2 separate regions of the Homo sapiens genome follow, and region 2 is linked to region 1. A link is an interaction called in ENCODE POLR2A ChIA-PET data of the cell type or tissue named here. Cell type or tissue: CD4-positive, alpha-beta T cell. All regions are shown on one strand.

Region 1 (8,000 bases):
TTTTGATGTGAACATACTAACAACCTGTTTCATCCAGGTCAACTTTAAACCACATTGTTCAGTGAGCATTGTTCAGTGAGCTGTGATCGAGCCACTGCCCTACAGCCTGGGTGACAGAGCAAGACCCTGTTTCCCCACCCCCTAAAAAAAGAACAAAAAAAAAGAAAAAGGAAAAGAACATTTGTTTACAGTATGAGAACTGAAACAAGAAGGCAGAATATGGCCTGTGCAACACGAGACGGTGAGCTAGTCTGATCAGCAGCTTTCCAACCTGCTGTCCCTTTCCTTTCCAGTTCCTACTCCCTCCAACATTTGCAGGACCTTATTCCTAGTCAACTGTCAGCAGATCCCAATTTTGCTGTTTGCTGGTAAGATTTGAGATGTTACCATCCTAATGTATATATGAAATTATTAAAGTGCATAGAGAGCCCTTCAGGACCTAAAGGGGTTCATTCATGATGGTGAAATATTAAAAATTATAGGGACTAAGAGTATGGCATTTCAAAGCTGGTTTGTTTCAGGCCCCCCTTTTGATGCCTTAGGAAATTAAGATACAGAGAGACGAAGAGGTTTGATCCGGGTCCCACAGTAAGGCAGTGACTGATTAGGGCCACTATACTTGTTAGCTCCCAGGGCTCCCTGCCCATTCAAATCATAGCTTATAGATGGCCATGTAGTTAGGTGAGTCCCCTGAAAATTAGCCTCGAGCATATAGATCTTTACAATGCTCAGCACACTTACCTGCTTGTCCTTTTAGCTGAGGGGGTAGGAGGCAGATCTCAGTTTTATTAATATAGTGAGGGTTCCCAAAGGATATATGAATCAATTTTATAATATGAGAACTGTTTTGGGGGAAGGAGAAAGAGGAGAGTGAGGCGGGTTAAGGCTACTTTTTCCTAAATTTGTATTTAAAACCAGTGAGTTTCAAATCTAGGTTATGACTCAGAAGCACCTCTAAATAATGTTTATAAACTAGGCTAACTAGGGGGATTAATTCAAGGTGAATTTTTCTTTCTGGCTGCTGTGGGGGTTAAAAAAATATCAAGGTAGGTTATAAACATAAAATCTAAAACTATAAAGCCTTCAGAAGAAAACATAGGACAAAATCTATGCGATCTGGGATTGGCAAAAGTTATGTAATAGGACATAGAAAGTGATAGCCCTACAAAAACATGAAAAAAAATTGACTTGATTTAAATTAAAAGCTAGTGCTTATCAAAAGACACCATTAAGAAATCAACTGGCAAGCTGTAGAATAAGAGGACATATTCGCAAACCATATATCTGACAAAGGACATATCCAGAATGTATAGAGAACCCATAAAACTCAGTAATAAAAAGAAGAACCTAACTAAAAGACAGAAAAAAGACTTGAAGAAACGCCGGACAAAAGATGGCCCAATACATACATGAAAAAGTATACATCATGGATCATCAGAAAAATGCAGTTTGAGACTATAATAAGATACTGCTACGCATACCCATTAGAACAGCTAAAAGTAGAAGATTGACAACACAATGAAAAGATTGGCAAGTGCTGGTGAGGATGTGAAGCAACCCAAACTCTCATACATTATTGGTGGGGGTGTAAGTAAAATGGCACAACTACTGTCGACAAAGGCTTGGAAGTTTTCTGTTTAATAACAAAAAACTCTACTGTAGAATCCAGCAGTTCCACTCCTAGGTATTTACCTAAGAGAAGTGAAAACACATGTCTTCAAAAAGATTTGTACAAAAACCTTTGGACCAGCTTTATGATAGCTACAGACAGGGAACCACCTAGGTGTCCATCAACAGAGGAATTGATAAAACTATGGTATATTCAAACATTAAATTTCAACTCAGAAGTAAAAAGGACTAAAGGTATTGGTTCACACCACAACATGGATGAATATTAAAAATTTTATGCTGAGTGCAATCCCATTACTGGGTATATACCAAAAGGATTATAAATCATATAAATCATTCTATAAAGACACATGTACACGTATGTTTATTGCAGCACTATTTACAATAGCAAAGACTTGGAACCAATTCAAATGCTCATCAATGATAGGCTGGATAAAGAAAATGGGGCACATATACACCATGGAATACTATGCAGCCATAAAAAAGAATGAGGTCATGTCCTTTGCAGGGACATGGATAAAGCTGGAAGCCATCATTCTCAGCAGACTAACATAGGAACAAAAAACCAAATACTACATGTTCTCACTCATAAGTGGGAGTTGAACAGTGAGAACACATGGACACAGGGAGGGGAACATCACACACCAGGGCCTGTTGGGGGATGGGAGGCAAGGGGAGGGAGAGCATTAGGACAAATACCTAATGCATGCAGGGCTTAAAATCTAGATGATGGGTGGATAGGTGCAGCAAACTAACATGGCACATGTATACCTATGTAACAAACCTGCATGTTCTGCACATGTATCCCAGAACTTAAAAAAAAAAATTTATGCTGAGTGAAACAGAGTAGCTATAAAAGAATATATATGATGTAAGTCTGTTTGTATAGTGATCTAGAATAAGCAAAACTAATTGGGGGTGCAAAACAGAACAGTGGTTGCCAGTGCATGGGGTGTGTGAGGGGTGGGAGTAAGATGGAAGGAGGTCTGAGGGAACTATCTGAGCTGATGTTTCTATCTTGATAGAGGTTTAGCTTACATGGGTATATGAAATTGTCACAATTCATGATTGGCATGCTTAAGAATTATGTATTTTATTGTATGTACATTTTACATTTAAAAATGGACAAATATTGAACTTTAGATGATATGTGTTCTGAAATGTTTAAAAGTGCTGATATCTGCAACTCCTCTTAAAATTTATTAAAAAGCAAGATGGACTGATGGATGATAGAAAGATGGCTAGATATGTGATAAGGCAAATATAGCAAAATATGAACAACTGTAGAATGGAGGTGATGGGTATATGCATGTTTACTGTCTCTTCTTTCATCTTTTCTGTATGTTTGAGAATTTTTATAAGGGTATGTGGATTGGGAGTAAATGTGCTGTTCTGGCTGGCCTAAGTCACACTATTCCTGGAGTCGGAAGTGGAGTGGATTCTGCCTGTGATGGAGGTGGGGGACCCACACAGAGTGCAGAATTCTAGAATCTACAGTTCCATTTTAGAAACCTCATTCTGCTCCTTGGGAGTTGTGGGAGAATACTGAGATTCTCCATGTGATCACAGTGCTGGGGATACCCTTTACTGCCAGCTCAAAGCAACAGAATAAAAGAGTGAATATTCTCAGAATCTCTTGTTGCATGCATACGAGTTGGCATCAAGATTATTTTTGGATTTGGGGTAGGAAACTCAGCTTCGAGTCATAGATCTAGAAATGCAGTCCTCTGAACTGACAGCTGTTTGTGGCAAGGGAAGAAGTCACCTTTCCCTGTGTCTGTGTTGGATAACATAACATTCACCTTCTGCCTCTCCAAGGGGCATTGTGGGGATGAAGGCGATCATGAACGTGCTTTGAGTTTGTCTGACTGCATCAGCCTCGAGTTGCAATGAAGACAGCTATGCATGCCACTGCCCGGAACCTCCTGGAAGAAGGGACTGGAGGTTGAAAGGAGCTGCATAGTGCTGTGACTCACTCTCTGCCCGTTGTTTCTCCTGGGCTGGGACCCACTTGGGCAGCAGAAGAGCCTTATGAGCTCCTACTTTGGTGTGCTGCATACCATCCCGAGGAATTTCTCATATGCAGTTTTCTAAAGCACAAAAGAGCAAGGTTCTCTCTTCTGCTAACAGAGCTGTATAACTATTTCCAAAAACACTGGGTTGGGGGTTGGGGGTTGGGGGTTGGGGAGGGGAGCACATAAAGACATTCTCTGTTTAGTATTTCAGTTTCTTTTGGGAGGATGGGAGGTGGTCTCTCCTCTCACCATGAAAACGGCATGCTGACAGATGAGTGGGTTCACATCCACTTTTTAATGTTGCATCAGCCTGAAGCCAGGAAGTGCTAGAGCCGTAAGACTCCTCACACTGTGACCTGGCCACATCCTACATACATGTCAGCTTGCACGCCATCTACTTAACTGTCATGCACTTGATAGCAAATGAGCTTTTGCCCTTTCTGCTGCCTTTAAAAATTTCCTGAAACACTTTTCTGACTTGTACATTACTTAGATTTCTTTCTTCCTCTTTTGCATCCAGTTTTTGTTTATGTTGGCTGTGACTCCAATCTTCGGTTGAAAGCTAGGGAAGTTGCTTATAAAGGTTTTCAGGATTGCTGAATATGAAATGCAAGGAAATTGCATAACATTGCAGCATTTCCTCCTCTTGTTGCTTGCTTGTTACCCAAAATACAGTAGTTCCTTCTAGAAGCTTGAAGAAATTTGGCAGATCCTACCCTCTGATGGTCTATTGTGGTCTAGAGAGTCAGTGTTATCCTGATTTGAGGTTGAATTTTTCTTAAGGTCAAACAACAAAGCTTCCTGAATTATAACTATGGCAACAGTGTTTATGTAACACACAAATCAAAGTCACGGGGTAGCGGAGGAGAAGCACCCACAACAATCAGTGTTAATAATCCCAGAACAGTTAGCCTGTGCCTAATTCACCAGAACCAAAAACAAGTTAAAATAAATGGCCTACTCCTTCACTGGTTATTGGGGTGTGACCTACCACCTACATGCTCCAGGAGGAGCTGTTTCACCTTTTCTCTTGAAACTATATCAGCTTAATTTGAAATTTCTCACAGAGAACTGCGGTAAGTGCCAGTGACACTCAAAATGTGAAAGCATTGCCATAAGGATAATTTGCTCATCAAGGTCATCATGACCTGCCTCTGACCTGCAGAGAAAGACCCAGACGAAGGAATGCGCATCCTTAAGCCCCTTGTCCTTTAATGAGGAATAATTTCTTGGACACTGAATATATGCAAACATTTAGATGCCGCATAGATCACTTCCCCTAAACCCTGCCCCATAGAAATGTAAAATTAACCTTGATTGGAGATTGGAAATGATAAGAATGAAAAATTTTATTTGGAAGTATTAAATTCTGTAGAATATAGACTGTAGGAGCAGTAAGAGATCAAAGAAACGAGAGATTAAGGTTGTCTGCAGCCATCAAGTAAGTTAGGAAATATTTGTGGAGTAAGGAAAAGGGAAATAACGTTTTTGAGCACCTCCAGTCCCTGTGATAACTATTTTAAATTCTGTTAATACTCTCATAAGTATTATTACTTAGCTCTACTTTGCAATGAGAAAGCAGACTCGGAAATGTTGAATGATTATCTAAGGGCGCATAGTTCAAAAGTGGTAGAACCAGGTGACAAAATAAAAACTTCATCCAGATTAAATTTAAAGGAGTTTAATTGAGCTATGAACAATTTGCGAATTGGGCAGCCCCCAGAATCACCACACATTCAGAGAGACTCCAGGGATGCCTCGTGGTCAGAACAAATTTATAGACAAAAAAAAAAAAAAAAAAAAAGGAAAGTGACGTACGGAAATCAGAAGTAAGGTACAAAAACAACTGGATTGGTTACAGCTTGGTGTTTGCCTTATTTGAACATAGTTTGAACACTCATCAGTGTATAAGTGGTTGAGGTATGGCTGCTGGGATTGGCCAAGACTCAGCTGTTGTTATAGGTAAATTTTCCTAAGTTAGGTTTTCAACCTTGTCTACCTATTAAGTTAGGTTACAGTTAGTCCACAAGGACTCAGATATAGGAGCATGGAGTCCTTCTCAGGCCATATTTAGTTTGCTTTAACACAGACCTTAATGCCAAGTTTCCAAAGCCACAGCATGCTCCATCCACCACTTGACTCAACTTCATCCAAATCCATTTCTCCCTGTTTTGGAATCTGTCCAGGGCCTATACCAGTGAAAGGGTTAGGCTGACAATGATTAAACCCCAAATGCAGCGAAATTAATCAGCCCAGGAATGCCCGGGATGCCTTCTAGACAGAAGGGGGCTTAGGTCTGTGTGTAAGAGGATGCTGGGTCAGCCTCCTGCTTTAGTGGACCATGAAGAGCTCCTGTCAGTCATTTATGTTCGGCTGAAATCTGCCTTCCTGGGGACTCCACCCTGACCTTCATCTCTGTTCAGCACAATAAGATTTCCCCTTTGTCACATCACTGCCCTTTGAGAATCTGAAGACTGGTATTGTGATGTTTTGAAGCCTTCTCTTCTCCAACCAACACTGTGGTTTAGGGAAACACATCTTGCAGAGCAAGTGAGCAGAGCCAGAGGGTGGAGCCAACAAGAACCAGGATATAGCCAATGTCAAGGTCTAGGTGAGAAGGCAAAAACAATCTGACCTTGGGCAATAGAAGAAGAAGTGGGGATGAGGAATAGGTTCAAGACATATGAAAGTAATAGAAGTGATACAACTAGGAACTGATTGGATATGTGAGGTAGAAGGAATGGGAAATTCAAGGATGACAGCACAGTTTCTCGTTCAACTTTGTTGCACATTTTTCTCCTTCACTCTAGAGTTCCCTATAAAGCACAAGTAGGCTTTTCTGTCATGCACTTAAAAAAAAAATTACCACAACCCTTGTCTGTGAGCAACAGAAACACAACTAAAAAATAAAAAGTATGTTATTGATATACTATAGAAAGAGCAGGGATGAGCTTCTGATATGTTAAGATAAAAGGGCTCAAATGATACCATCAGAATCCCATGTCCCTTCATTCATGGCCCTGCATTTCTTTGTTTGACCTTTTCTGCTCAAGGCTTTGCCTGTGTGGTAGCCGAAGTTGGCCTCAAAAGCTTCAGGTATGCATCCTGTTTTCCTAGCAACACAAGGCCTCATTTCCCATAGTTGTAATAAAAAATGAGTGAGTGTCATCGGCTGAGTTTGGCTTGGGCCAATCATATGTGCAGTAGGATGCATAGTCTGGATCACATGCAACAAACCTGAAGATGGAGTTGGGATCAGCCCCACCCAAACCATATGAACTTGCCTTGGCAGGGAGGTGGCTCCCCAAGGAAAATGAGGGTGGTATCCCTGGAAAAAGAGGTGCATGGATGTTGAACAGTAGTATTCACGGGTGTCCAGAGCACTTTTTTCCCCCAATGTTACTGAGGAATAATACTAAGAGATAAGTTGCTTATATCCACAAGGTACAAAGCAACAGGCAATGCTTGAACTAATGGAAAAGAAAGTTTATTTTTCTATTCATCATCATTGTTGTAATCATGTTTTGAACAGCAAGCAGCAGTTTTTATTCACCAGCAAGAACGCTTCCGGGGCTGTTAAAAGACTCTGTCTTTTGGATGGCTGTAGGAGCACAGCCATTTGGTCACTTTTTATTGGGCCATTTTCTAAGAGACTGCCTAGTCTTGAGATGCCTCTGATTGTGTAGGGGAAGGGACTCGGCACCAACAGGTACAGAACCCCTTTCTTAGCCCTTATTTCAGAACTCCCCAGTGGTACCATAGGCTTCAAAACTATTAGAAGCATTCGTTGTCACCTGGTGGATGTAGAGCTAACACACAGGGGTGGAACATAGAAAATAAATGGCTATGTGAGGGATTTTGATAGCCTTGAGTTAAGCCAAATAAGATAAATCTGTATCCTGTTTTCTCTTAGGAAGGCCTGAATTGTCTGTTTCCACTCCCTTGTAAGAAAGATTCATAGAGAATTTGCCAGGTGTTGGGGAGAACAAAGCGGTCACCTGGACACCTGAGCACACATCTAGCTTTCCTTTTCTGTCTGGCCAATGCATTGTCCTCACCAACTCCACCTTTAGTGTTTTTTCTTTTTTTTTTTTTTTTTTTTTTAATTGCAGTTTCTCTCTTATGCTCTCTATTTATCCAATCAGTACTTTCTGAGTGGCTGGCTATGTGCTAGTTACTGAACCCCCTTTATGTATAATTCTACAGGGTAAGAGCAAGGTCTTGACATTGGTTCAGGAATCGGTCTTTGGGAAGTGCCATCAACTATATTTTTATTGGTTTCACATTTGAGGGAGCCTCCCTAAGACAGCAAGTACAACAGTGGTAGCAGTGGAAAGGGAAAGCCTGGCAGAGTAT
Region 2 (8,000 bases), 430 kb after region 1:
AAAACACAGTCCCACATTATAAGTAATTCTGCTTAGGAACTTCCAGTTGACCATCAGTACCAAATAAACGTATCTTGAATTCAGTCATCTATATAAATGTTGTTTATGTAGAGATGTGGGAGGAGAGAGGAGAAGGTTATGATCTCTTTGTGGTTTCATGGGATGTACTGTTTGGTCCCTTTCTGGGGCCACAGGGGTACAGGTTCAGACATGGTTTAGGATACCAGGGTTCCGGGACTGGGTAAGAAATGTGGCTCAGGAGCTTCTGGGGAGAGAGATGGGCCACACCCTTCCCCAGTGCATTCATTTTTCAATAGGGCTTAGGAACTTTCAGAGAAAGGACTGAAATCCTGCCCACCAATGCACTGCAAACCTATGTCTGAGAAAGTAGGGTGTTCCCAGATGGAGAACAGATTATAGAGAAGAACAAGTGCTTCCACTGAAGAACTAAACTGGCACTACAATTCCAATAAGAAAAATTGGTGTTATGCATGTTCTCACTCATAAGTGGGAGTTGAACAATGAGAACATGTGGACACAGGGAGGGGAACATCACATACCCGGGCCTGTCAGGGGGTGGGGGGTAAGGGGAGGGAGAGCATCAGGACAAATACCTAATGCATGCGAGGCTTAAAACCTAGGTGGTGGGTTGATAGGTGCAGCAAGCCACCATGGCACATGCATACCTGTGTAACAAACCGGCACGTTCTGCACATGTATCCCAGAACTTAAAGTAAAATAAAATAAAATAAAATAGAAAAAGAAAAGTTGGTGTTAGCAGAGAGTGGGGGTTATAGGTAGTTTCCCAGCTGACATCAAAACTTGCCTGTACACAGCCACCCTAGGGGCACTTTTGTAGCCTTGGAGAAAGGTGCAGTGGGTTGATTTGGAAGAATAATAACTCTGTAAAAGGTAGTAACACTATGGTTTAATCAGCTTTGCAGTGGGGCCCCTGGATGAGTGGACTATAACAATTACTACAGCAATTACATCCTCTGGCTTTGAATGACATTTATATGGGTTTGGGAACAGAGATGACTCTCCCTGAGGGGGTGGTGGTAGCTGCAAAGCTGACAGGAGCGGAGTTTCAACCTTGGTGGGGGTGGAGGAGCAGAATATGTGTACGACTATCAGGGTTGGTGGTAAAAACTGCCTTGCTTGGCTCAGCATGTCTCCAGTGAGGAAGCCCTGTCATGAGCCACTAGAATACCTGGGACTGGGTGCATCTACAGTGCCAGCCTAGCTGAATGTAGCACCAAGTGTGTTCATCTCACTTTGCTGAGTGGGAGGTGACACTGGACCAGTGATCTGGATCGCTGAATTATACATTTAAAATATGTAATGCGCTAGGTTAAAAGTGCTATAAAGAAATAAGGTCATAACAAGGTAGTAAGGCATCTAGCATATATTCCAAATTCACAAACATTGGTCCTGCAGGATTTCCAGGTGATGGTGACTGTGGTGGCAACGGGGATGGGGACAGATTTCTAGTCCTGAGGGGCATCTTTGTGGAAACATCAGAGCCTTGGTCCATGGATTCCTGCCATAGTGGGGACAGAAGTGAACTATTTCTGGCTGCACGTCAGCACCCTTAGGCATTTCCAGAAATATTTAGGGGAAAGACACTCTTTAAAAGGCTGAGGTAAAGCAGGGACACTCAAAATTGGTGAAGTGTGAGATGCTCGGGATGAGTTTGTTTAAACAAAGTAAGCCAAAGGGGCTATTAAAGCGTACGGTTCCCCATGAATTCAATGTTTTTCTTTAAGCAACTCAACTTCTGTGGCTACTTGTTACAGCTATTTCAAGGAGCTGCCCTTGGAAGCCTTCATTTTTATGAGGTGTAAGAAAAACCATGACTCAGGTAAATCTGTCAACATTTTCCCATAGAAAGTTTATCTTTAGAGGCTCCTCCCACCGGGATCCTCTCCATCTGTCCACAGCCTACTGAGTAACCCACCGACTATTGCGTTCTCTGCCCCACGTTCATTCGTTCCTTTTCCCTATTCAAACTTCAACTAGCTCTAATGGCAGAAAAGTGATCTGATATATAACGTCACCTAAAAGGACAAATGACTGACAGTAGCTCGATTTAGTTTCCATTTTAAAGGAGGATGTTTGGAGTCCACAATGCCTTAATGGAAAGGAATTGGGCTAATTGTGTAATTCTTTCAACAAGGCAGGCCATTGGTGGGAGGCTTTTGGGCAGGGGAGCTTCCTGGAATCTGTTAATGATATACCCCAAAGGCAACTCAACTGACTCATGAAGTTAACTCTGATGGTGCTGATGATGTTACTAAGAAGCCCTAAGCCTGTGCTGCCTAAAGTTCACAGAGTTTTATTTAACATATTCTTTTGAGCTAGGCAGAGAAGAAATGACCATCTCTCATTAACAGCAAGGATACTGAGGACTGGAGATCACCCTCATTTGCCCAAGTGTCTCAGCTAGTAGCTGATGGAAACAGCACTAAATATATATATATATAATTTATTTATTTAAATTATATATATATATAATTTATTTATTTAAATTATATATATATATATATATTTAATTTCATCTTGTGTGGGCAAATAAAGGCAGAATGTCCAAGACAAGGTTGTTTACCTTGGCTGTTATTGGCACCTTGGAATAATATTAAGCTGTAAGGGGCTTAAGATCAGCTAAATTACCTGATCTGTAAGCCTCTCTCTTTTTCTCATCCCCCATGTCCAATCCTCCAGCAACTCCTGCAGGCTTAACATTCAAAATAAACACTTTCCACCATTCCACTGCTCCCCTCCATCTGAGGCCTTACCTCTCTCATGTAGATGGTTATGGCAGCTTCCTGACTGCTCTCCTTCCTTCCACACTTGCCCATCTACAGTTAATTCTTCACACACCAGCCAGAGGGATCCTGTTCAAACCTAAGGCAGGTCAGGGCGGTCCTTTGCTTGGAACCTTCAGCAGTTCCTCCCTGCAGGCAGAGTCAAAGCCCAGTCTGCACCTGGCTCCTGGCTGCCTTGATGGCCTCAGCTCCAGTTCTCTTTGCTCCAGTCAGACTGTCTTTCCTTTTCCTCAAACTTGCCACACACCTTCCTACCTCAGGGCCTTTCTACTGGCTATTTCCGCCCTGCCCCTTGAGTCTTCCAGATATTCACATAACTGGCCTCTTTACTTTATTCAGACCCCTGATCAAATGTCATCTCCTCAGAGAAGCCCCTCCGCCACTATCACTCTTCTAGCCTCTCATTGTGTTTTAGCTCTCCTTATAGCACTTTTTACCTAACACATTATATATATTTTAAAACGCGTTGTCTCGTTCTCCTTTCTAGTTGGAAGCTCCATGTCAGTTTTGTTTTGTTCCCTGCTGTATCTTCATTGCCTACAATAGCACTTGGCACATACTTGCTGAATAAATGAAACTGAGAAACTCAGAGCAAACTATTTCTTTTTAGATAAAGCCCACAAAAATGTTTTCTTCCTGTTCAGTTTAAACTATCCAGCACACAACATCAGCCTTGTGATTGTCTTTTTTTCTGATGCTCTGACCTCTGAGTGACCTTTAACAAGTAACTTTGTTAGAACTCACTTTACCCAGCTATAGAATGGGAATAAAAATATAACCTACCTTCCTTCTCAGACACTTTAATGAAGCAAAGTCTTCTTTGTTCTTTGAGGAAAGGAGCCAGGCAGATGAAAATTCCTGTTATTAAGGTACAACTAAAGCCCGAGGAGGGTAGGAGCTGCATTTTGTTCCTCCCCATTCTCGCACAGAGAAGGCACTCATTAAGTGCTTATCAAAGTTAATATCTGTGGCACACAAACTGCACCTGCCTCTGCAGCAGTCGTCACAGAAGCTGGCCCCTTTCCTGGGCTAACTGCTCTGAGAGCACCAGAATGAAATCTGACTTAGATATGACGCAGATTCCTTTTTTCAGAAGAAGCCAGCTACACAACTCTTGATGAACAAATAGCTACCAACGATGAGCACAAACCAGAGAATTTCAGAAGTGAAGAAAATTTCAGATCAGAAGATCCTGTCTCTCGGGTATAACTTTTTTTTTTTTGGAGAGAAATACAGTGACTCTCCTAATTATGGTGAATTTCCTAGTTCAGCTCAGAGCCACTGATTCAGCAGATATTCCCCCAGGCAGATCCTAATGGAAACCAACATGTGAGGTCTGATGCTGGGAATTTTATCATGCTCAACAAGGATTTGAAAACTAAATGAATGCGTGCATATTCACACTAAGCAATTTTCCTCCCTGCCTTCACCACTTTCCCTTTTTTCTTCTCTTACCCTCTTTCTGTTTCTATTCCTTCCCCACTCATGCCCCAGTGCTTCCGTTGGACACATGCGCATTTTACGGTCCTGCAGGGCTTGAAAGATTTCTGACCTTCTAAGGTCCAGTGATTTGGTATCAGAAGATCTAAGTTTTCTCCTTCTCTCTGCCATTTAAAGAAGCGTGTTGCAATTTCCCCAGCAGAAGTGAAAGTGATTCGCCTCTACTCAAATGTCTGCATAGGCACAAGAATGAGGGCGAGAGGGAGCAAGAGAAGAGGAAGAGGTACCTTTTGAATGGGGTGAAAGCAAACCCTTACATAACCTGACCACACAATAGGAGGAAATGAAAACTTGGGTTCAAGGGCAATTTTGTCATTGGTTATTAGTCTGTGTCATCAAGCAGGTGCCAGAAAAACAAATTTTATTTTGATTTTAGGCATTCATTTTAACAACTGGATTTTCCTAATTTCTCATTCCCAAGGAGGATCTATGCAAGAATGCACAATTTATAGTTAATTTGGAGATGAATAAAATATTAACATACCTTTTGTTCCCCCTAAAACATAATACCTAAATTAGTGTGATGCCTTGGTTACCATCCTACATATGTATTTGGATTGTAAATGAGCTCAGTTTTAAGCACATTTGTAACAGTGGAACAAGTGAGGCTTGTATTACATGGCCAAATTGATATTAATGATGGTGGCCTCGAGAACGGATTCCATCCCAAGACATCTGATCTGCAGACAGTTGAGCATTCACAGCAGTTTTGACTTTATTGACTTCATTGGCCCCAGTCAGAAGGTTTTCATCTAGTGCATTCAGTTACCCTGATTTCTAATTACAATAGAATCTTTCAAATAGATTTGTTTCCAGAGAGCTTGCTTGAGATAGATTAAATGGCAGAAGTTGCAAAGGATGTCATTGTTTTACATAAAAGATCTGTGGAAATTACGCCTAGAAACTTGTTGCCTTTTTATTTTAAAAGCTGCTATATACAAAATAACAGTCAGGGTCAAATAGTTACCACTGTGACAACAATCATTTATGGTACGTTTGCAATTGTTCTAAAAAGTTAATATGGAAAAGTTACCAGAATTAAGTGGTGATGTTTTACTTAAGAAGTAGAAAAGATTTACAATTCATTATGGATGTAAAAAGAAATGGACTCTAAGAAACTTGTTACTGTAGTTGTTGAAAGAATATTGTCAAAGTGTTTATCCATATTAAGTGGCTCCATAGAACGTAGTTCCTTTAGATTTTAGTGTTAGCTTCTATAAAACTGCTGGTTTGTTTTAATCTTTTGGAAACCATAGGTGTTTTTTTTTAATACCAGTGATCATATTTTCCTTTGTGCTTTTGTTGGTAGGAAGCTCAGAGCCCAATTTACAATCTCTAATGACTCCTATTGAACTTTATATTTGCACTTCTTTTAGTTTCTTTTTTTTAGGGTGGGAATAGGGTTTTATTAATTTTTCCCTGGATTTATTTGCTTCACAATATTTCTCTTCACTTTGATTCAACTGTTTCTTTTCTCTTTTTCTATGATATATGTTCTTAAAAGCTGGCATGAAGTGAAATGGAGCATATCTGGTCTCAAAGTGACAAATTTAACACATCCAAAATCATCACCCTAGTGTGACTATTTATCCCATCTTACTATCGTTTTAGAACAATGCATTTAGAATGCTGTCCTCCTTCTTGAAGTTTTAAAAATCATTTAATTCTTCTCTGAATTAGTGTACACTAACGTTTACATCTTAATCTTTTATATTTTGTTTGTTTTTATCCTTTGCTTCAAAAGAAATTAATGTGCACTGTGACCTTAGTTTCCATTAGTCATCAACTTGGGGACTAACATGACTGCCTCACTGTCAGTGAGTATCTTTTTCTGATAGTTCCAGGAGGGGTGATTAATCTCACCTGATTCATCATGTTCTTTTACTCTGTCTGCCCAGTGACTATGGCCTTGCATTTCCTTGCATTTATTTCTTTACCATCTAATTCAACTTAATTATTTATTGTTTGACCATTTTGCATTCTCTTTCTTCCTGTCTCTTGCACAGAACTCGCCATTCCTTCTCTGTTTCCATTCAGCCTCCTTTGCTGGTTCCTCATCTCCCCTACATCATAATGCTGGAGTGCCTTAGGGCTAAGTCCTTGGGTCTCTTCTCTTACCTGCAAATACTCTTACCTTGGTTGGTTTGTTTAACCCAATGGCTTTAAATCAAATTTCTACACTGAAGACCGAAATTTATGTCAGCAACTTGGATGTCTCTTCCGAACTCCAGACTCACATACGCAACAGCCTACTCATCATGTCCAGGTGGATATTTAGTAGGCATCTCAAAGTTATTCAAAACTGAACTTCTGGTCCCTACTCATAACAAACAACTGTGTTTTTCCTGCAGCCTTCTCCTATTCACTTTAGAGCAATTCCAACTCTATCCTTTCAATTGCTTAGGACTTCGAAAGTCTAGGAATCATCCTGAGTCCTCATGTTCTCGCACACCTCATATCCAGGCCATTGATCCAATCCTGTGATTTCTAGCTTCAAGATATATCCATCTCTATCCTATATTTGCTTGGCTGCTAGCAGCATGACCCCAGCCACTGTCATCTCTTGCCTGGGTTAGCAACAGCCTCTTTTAGTCCTGGCCCTGTTCCTGCCCTTGCCCTGGAATGCGCTCTTCTCCACCCAGCAGCCAATGGGGTCATGTGAAAATGCATCCCCAGTAGAAAAGAAAAACCTTTTCACCTCACTCACACTTAAAGCCACAGTCCTTACAACGGCCTTCCCAGCCCTACAAGATCTGGACCCCAGCCTCTCTGAGCCTCCTCCTCACTCATCATGCTTCAGCCACTGTCCTCTCCCTGGCCTCTCCCAGCCACATGCCTCTCCCCAGGCAGGGTCACTCTGTTTGCACACATCCCTCAGCTGCCCTTACTCCTTATCTCTTTCAGGTTTTTGCTCAAGCCTTCTCTCATCAGAGACTCTTCTGGTCAAATATCTGATCATCCTACTGAAAATTAAGGCTCCTTTTCTAGCCCCACCCTGTCTATCCCCGTTCTTGTTTTATTTTTCTCTGTAGCACTTATTACCATTTCAGATACCATATATTATTATACTTATTTGTTGTCTATCTCCACCCTCTTCTTCCAGAGTATAAACTCCATGTGGCTAGGGTTTTTTGTTTGTTTGTTTTTGTTTTTTAGACAGAGTCTCACCCTGTCACCCACGCTGGAGTGCAATGGCACGATCTCAGCGCATCGCACCTCCTGCCTCCCGGGTTCAAGCGATTCTCCTGCCTCAGCCTCCCGAGTAGCTGGGACTACAGGTGTCCACCACCATGCCTGGCCAAGTTTTGTATTTTTAGTAGAGACGGGGTTTCACCATGTTGGCCAGGTTGGTCTCAAACTCCTGACCTCATGATCTGCCCACCTTGGCCTCCCAAAGTGTTAGGATTACAGGTGTAAGCCACTGTGCCCGGCCGACGGCAGGGTTTTTATTTGTGTTGTTTATGTGGTCTGCTGAACACCTAGAACAGTCCCTGATGTGTAGGTAGCTCAAACAATATTTATTGAATGAATGGATGAAACCAAATACTCTGGCCTCGTTGGCACTAATTCTAAACCATTAAGCTAATGAAACAGAGTGCCATCCAAAATAAATTAATAGAATAAAGCAAGTCCCCATTATCAAAGCAAAATAGATAATTAAAAATTAAAGCAATA

What was found. ChIA-PET counts read pairs that join two places held together with the same protein. Peaks named below come from ENCODE experiments on the same cell type or tissue, not always from the same donor. Only the 100,000 strongest peaks of a DNase experiment are listed, where the experiment ranks them.
Region 2: POLR2A ChIA-PET joins it to region 1 with 21 read pairs; 7 of 35 experiments call an interaction of 5 or more read pairs at or near these places.

The regions. Positions count from the first base shown.
Region 1 is chr5:142,998,591-143,006,590 of GRCh38, forward strand. The region is part of intron 11 of ARHGAP26 (Rho GTPase activating protein 26); the gene reads left to right. Among named protein-coding and RNA genes, the nearest start is that of ARHGAP26-AS1, 130 kb to the left of the region's middle. RefSeq lists an enhancer at 3,788-3,857. In CD4-positive, alpha-beta T cell, CTCF peaks have their summits at 4,646 and 4,846; DNase peaks (open chromatin) are centred at 3,591, 4,001 and 4,511; H3K4me3 peaks cover 569 bases; H3K27ac peaks cover 4,315 bases.
Region 2 is chr5:143,430,924-143,438,923 of GRCh38, forward strand. It overlaps a transcript of NR3C1 not described here. Among named protein-coding and RNA genes, the nearest start is that of NR3C1, 31 kb to the left of the region's middle. RefSeq lists a silencer at 3,806-3,855 and an enhancer at 4,336-4,535. In CD4-positive, alpha-beta T cell, no CTCF peak of the experiment used is centred here; DNase peaks (open chromatin) are centred at 3,858 and 4,518; H3K4me3 peaks cover 2,357 bases; H3K27ac peaks cover 2,387 bases.